2 separate regions of the Mus musculus genome follow, and region 1 is linked to region 2. Evidence: chromatin loops called from intact Hi-C (ENCODE). Cell type or tissue: heart. All regions are shown on one strand. Each heading gives the region's core, and the rest is flanking DNA. Links, peaks and the distances in the headings are about the cores only. Region 1 overlaps Trim55 (tripartite motif-containing 55). Region 2 overlaps Dnajc5b (DnaJ heat shock protein family (Hsp40) member C5 beta).

Region 1 (2,914 bases), core at 100-2,599, 110 kb before region 2:
TTGAGAAATGAAAAGAATTGTCTGTTTGCCGGGCATCTTGTGTGGTTATCATTGACTCTGAATGACTCCCCCTATGACAACATCCTGAAATGGACTTCAAATGTCTCAGCACTAGCATCCTCACTTTCTAACATAGCTGGCAGAGAGCAGAATATGATCAAAACACATTGCATGACACTCTAAAAACTCCACAAAAAGTTTTCCCAAAAAAATCAAATTTCAAATAAACATATGAAGAGCATCAAATGTTATTTCTACTCTCTTTGCTTCAGCTAAACATATAGTAAACATGAGCTCAAACTCTGGGTCTCTGCACAGTTTTCTAGCAGAAATAAGGTGAGAAGGTTCAAAGTTCTTCCTGCAAAGGGTAAGAACTAGCACCTTTTAAAATGTGAGTCGACAAGTGGGATGAATCCAACATTTGAAAACAATAATTTTCATAGAAAATGGGGACAAGGATGGTAACAGTCCACCTTTGATCTATTAAAGAGTAGCACATTCACGCCCCTCCCCCAGTGTAGAGGGAGTTGATTTCTGTTTTTCCATGACCAGATTATGTAAGAATGATCTGCTTGTGTTCTGGAGTCAAGGGTGGGATTTACAAGGAATATGTAGAAAATACCTGGGAATAAACCACCTTAAAGGGTTTAGAGCTCAGCCACTGGGGCTGAGGTGAGCTTGAAGGTGAACGATTTATTGTGATGCTTGGGTTTCTGAGGCAACACACCTCCTGTCCTAGGACTACTACTAATGACCATCAGCGAGTTGGGACAGCTCTGGTATCACATTCAAGATATTTAAGAGAAGAGCAGAGCTGGGCATGGTGGCGCACGCCTTTAATCCCGGCACTCAGGAGGCAGAGGCAGGTAGATTTCTGAGTTCGAGGCCAGCCTGGGCTACAAAGTGACTTCCAAGGATATACAGAGAAACCCTGTCTCGAACCCCTCCCCCCCCGCCAAAAAAAAGAGAAGACCAGGAGTGCAGAGTGACATTACAAGCTAAATGTATACTGGGCAATAGTTATCTAGTGGTTCTGTGTACTGAAGTTGCACCAGACGTTGGGACCATTGTGAGGTCTTTACAACCCTGTTTATGTCTGATTTCCTGGGTCCAAGAGTGGTTCCCATTATGATCAGGTTAGCTTTGCTACATAAAAATGCCTTTTCTCAAATATAAAACTCTACAATCAAGACGGCTTTGCAACAACAAATATCAAACCACTGCATCAAACCCCACCCCTCCTGCCTCACTCCCATCTCACCACACAGGTAGCTGAATGCATACAGCCATGAAGCATGACACCCCCTCACAGCCTCAGAGGATATTGTAAGGATACAAGGTGACAGGGTTCCAAACCAACATTCTTGGAATATAGCCCGGAACCCTTTAGACAATTATTCAGATCCACAGTTAGCTCCTGCTTCCAGTAACCATGTAGCTTTCTGTCCCTGTTCTTGTGCCCGAGACCATTGGCTATGATTCCATTTTACCACAGATAACGTGAAGAGCAGGAGTCAGGCCACTGAATAGATGATATGCATGACCAGGACATTTGATTGGATACAAGTTCACAGCTGACTGTTAGACATGAGGTGGGTGGAGGTTTTGCTCACACAGTTAAACAGATACAGCTGGTACACACAGAGATCCTACAGCCACTGCAGAGCAGATGGCTAATGAGACAGAAGAGAGGCCTTTCATGACAGGTTAGGGAACCTAAAATAGCTGGTGCCTTTTAGCTCCAAGGATCCTGGACTTGGCTAAGGGTGCCCGGAGCAAGGGCTTAGGCCAGTAGAGCTCTTCACTCAAAAGTGAATGTCCTTGAGCTCTTCAAATACTGCTAAGTGGGCAAATTTCAAATATGTCACTCCCTAAGCAAACCTCATAGCTTGCCCATGAGAAGTGTAACTGGAAACATAAGGAAGGGACTGTTGAATGAAATGATGGCTTTTCTTTGATTTAGATTCTTATGGTTTTATGTGCCTATTAATGCCTGTCTCTTCGCTCCATGTACCTAATGACTGCTACACAAGCAGTATCTTATTCTCAGAGACCTCCTCTCCAAGGAAAGACCCTGAAGAGAATAAAGGTTCTAAGAAAACTGAGAAATCCCCTAGTCCTAGCCTAGTGCAGAGTCTGACCTGAACAGCATTCTCGACAGGGCGCCTCCTGAGCATCTCTGGGAAGACAGGGGGAATGCTGCTCCTAAGCCTACATTAGACCTACATGCTCCTGAATGGGTTCTTTGTTACTTCTCCCTCTGCTGAGCTGGACCCCTCTAATGACCACCAGGAGGGTTCATCTCTACTGGAATACTGAATAATTGTCTATGGCGTCAGGTTCTCCATGCAAGGGTAATGGAGGGAGTCTTTCTGAGACAGTGCATGGGCCCCTGTACTGTAGGGAGGGAGCTTGGGGCCTTGAGTGAAACAGTTTTAGATGGCTGAACATCAAGGCTTCTGAGGAGTGCATCTCTGAGCCTACAGAAGAGGAACACTATGAAAGAAAATACATGAGATGTTAGTAAATGGAAAATAAAATATTTCCTACCCATTAAAGCAAAAATCAAGCACTGAATCTGACTCCAGATGTAGTAGAGAATAAGAAAAGCCAGAAGTGCTAGGCAGATTGCTAACTCCTGTGAGAAAACAAGAAGAAATCTTCACTGACATCATCACAAATAATTTCTTTTAGACATATCATTTATACAAACCTTTTGCACTGGATGGGAGATCTACTATATGTTACTTGTGGAGATATTGTACAACTGTTAAAGAAAATAACTTCCTCATCAAGTACAGAAATCTCCCTAAAGGGTCTAGAAATAATCAATCTATCTCATCTGTTTTTGTTTCTTGTTTTTAAACTACAACTAGCCCTGGAAAGGTTACTTTGCAAAGTTTATTTTTGTCAT
Region 2 (2,914 bases), core at 303-2,802:
GTTGTGGACAACAGAACAGAGTCTTGGTATATTTTGAGAGATTTGGATGTGGGGGTAAAAGGAAAAAAGATGAGGATCACAGCAAAGTTGAGGCCTTAGCAAACAGATTTGGTTACTACTGTTTGTTTGACAGCAAGGGGCTCTCTTATACTGAAGATTTGATGGGGTCTAATGGTTCTATTTTGGATACTTGAGATGTGTATTAAAATATAAGTAAATCTAGAGAGCCATGAGTCCAGAGTTCAGAAGGAAAATACTGTAAGAGACCTACGTTTGGAAGTTCTTGGTAGGCCGCTGATATTTACAATCGTGAAACTACAAGAAAGTCCAAAAAAGTGGTTCAAGAAGTCCAAAGACTGGGCTTTGAGATAGGATTTAAGAAATCCCAGCCATGCAGGGTAGGCACACCTAAAGCCAATCTATCTCAAACAAAACAAAACAAAATAAAACAAGACAAAAACCACACTTTAAAACAAGCAATAAAAAGCAAGGTTCAGTGAGATAGATGGGAAAATCTAGACAGTGCAAAGTCTTGGGATCCAGGGGAAGAAGATGTTCAAAGAGGAGCAATCCCTCAAACTGCTAAGACAGACTGTAAAAAGCCCAGGACTCAGAAAGACCAGACACAATGTCCTGGAAATCCTTCATACCAACCCCATACACATGTGTTAAAGCATGTTCTAAAAGGAGGAAAGTAATGGTAAAAAAAAAAAAATTAAAAAGCAGAAAAAAAGGAAATAGAAAAATGGGAAGTAATAACCAGAATTAAGTGTTTATGGCTTTACATTAGGATCACAGGGTTTTTTTTTTTTTTTTTTTGCTTTCTTTTTGCTTATGATAGTGTATATAATACTTATATGTTTTTGTCAAAGCATCTTAAAGCTCCAGTGACAAGACGTATTCTTTTGAAACATCTGAAAATTCAGGTTTTGTTGCCTTAAGTGACCTATTATTGAGTCACAGAGAGTTCATAAACATACAAGAAACGTTTTCTGAGTATGTATCGTGTTCTTGGTCAGGGACATTCCCTCAAGCACTCTTCCCGCAGCTGGCTTTGTGGTGCACCCTTCCTGGAATTTCACTGTGCAGCTTTTCCTTCTGGTAGTCCTCAAGGTACTACGTGTCGTCTAACCCAAGGGAAGGGCTGTGACCTCTGCCCAGAAGGGAAACATTCCCTGAGAAAGAATGGTTCTTATAAACCTTGCCTTGCCTCCAGGCTTCAGAGGAACACTGACACGCTCCACCCAGACAACGGCAGAAGCCTGGCCTCCTCTCATTTGTTACCCTGTTGGAACTTTGACAGCTCACAAGGGCAGATGCACTCAGCCGTTTATCACACTCCCCTAACAATGGTGTTGGCTGATTTGGAGGGCTGGAACGCCTCCATCTGCAGCAAGTCCAAGTCCTGGTTGTCAGCAGTGTTTTGACTCCTCTTGGCAGACACTCTTGGCTCTGAGTTTCCTTGGCACAGATGGCAAAGCAGGGGCAGCTGCCAAAATTACACAACTGTTCAAGCAGGTGATCTCAGTGGTGCCCCACCTGCTTGGGGGTTATCTACAGAGCAAGCAAGACATGGAAGGTTCTCTGGGAGCTCAGGTTGAGCATTTAAATACAACCATCACCTGTTTGTGTTAAAGGTATTCTTGCCATTTCTAATTTTACAGGTAAAAGGGACATCATATTCAACTAGAATGTGAGAGTTCATTTCTAAACATTCCCGTGCTTCCCAAAAGTGGACTAGAAGGGAGAAAAACAGGATGTCATAGCCAACACTCTCAGACGAGACCCACCTACTGCCATCCCAGCCTCTCAGTCACCTGGGGCTGATTCTGACCGGCTCACCCAGCTGTCCCTCCATGGGTTGAGATGTCAGAGGAGAGCTTTTGGGATGTCCTCAGCCACATTCTATTGTGGCATGGTTGTGTCTCTAGCTGCCTTCCTCCTGCTGAACACATTTCTGCCTCCTTTTATTTATTATTTTTATGTTTATATCTATCTATCTATCTATCTATCTATCTATCTATCTATCTATCTATCTATCTACTATCTATCTATCTAGGTTTTTCAAGACACGGTTTCCCTGTGGAGCACTGGCTGTCCCGGAACTATTTTTGAAGACCACGCTGGCCTTGACCTTAAAGATCTACCTGCCTCTACCTCCCGAGTGCTCTGATCAAAGGCATGCACTACCACACCCAGCACATTTCTGCCTCTGAACTCAGTTTTTAATGTTGGCTATTATTGTGAATCTATCTCCATTTCTTCCTGACTTCCTTATTGGGCCATGAAACATGTGTTCTCTCTGACCTCAGAAGAAATCTTCCTGCAGGGTACTAAAAAGACGAGACAGCAGCCACTGATATCTTCCCGTGTTCCAGAACCCTGTGGCAGAGCCACTGCCAACTGCGCTTTTTGTTTCATTTTGTTTTGTTTGCCATTTTTCATCATAGTGAGCTTTTGTTTATTTTAAATATTCTTGTATTTTGTGTATCAATTTAGTTTTTGAGAGAGAGAAAGCATTGTATGGTGGGGGTGGGGTACAACACAAAAATGAAATTGAGTGTGGAGGAATAAGGAGAGGATTGGGAGAGAAACCTGGGAGAAACTCAGACCCTGTTTCAATAGAACAATCACTTGTTCTTTCACAGTGTATGAAAAAAAATGATTCGAGAATATAGCCACAGCCTGGAATAAAGAGAGAGAAGCCTGGGATCATATTAGATCCCAGAAAACAGACCTTTGTCTAGAGAGGATTGCCTGTGGTGAGAATGAGACCAATAGTGGATACAGAGATGAGCCGCCAGAGCCACAGTTGGCAGAATCAGAAACCTGCCAACAGTGTGACCATGGAACATCTGAAGCTATGTGTGACAGCGGAGAATCAAGGCCCTTACACCCTCGTGGACTTGGGTGA

Evidence for each region. Hi-C counts contacts between places; a loop is a spot of excess contacts. Peaks named below come from ENCODE experiments on the same cell type or tissue, not always from the same donor. Only the 100,000 strongest peaks of a DNase experiment are listed, where the experiment ranks them.
Region 1: it touches region 2 in a loop (3-fold over the local background); 3 of 42 quality-filtered maps call a loop at or near these places.

Annotation. Positions count from the first base shown.
Region 1 is chr3:19,675,484-19,678,397 of GRCm38, reverse strand. The region is part of intron 9 of Trim55 (tripartite motif-containing 55); the gene reads right to left. Among named protein-coding and RNA genes, the nearest start is that of Gm42189, 17 kb to the left of the region's middle. In heart, for the core only: no CTCF peak of the experiment used is centred there; a DNase peak (open chromatin) is centred at 1,507.
Region 2 is chr3:19,565,500-19,568,413 of GRCm38, reverse strand. All of the region lies in intron 2 of Dnajc5b (DnaJ heat shock protein family (Hsp40) member C5 beta), which reads right to left. Among named protein-coding and RNA genes, the nearest start is that of Gm23330, 6.7 kb to the right of the region's middle. In heart, for the core only: no CTCF peak of the experiment used is centred there; a DNase peak (open chromatin) is centred at 1,403; H3K27ac peaks cover 1,285 bases.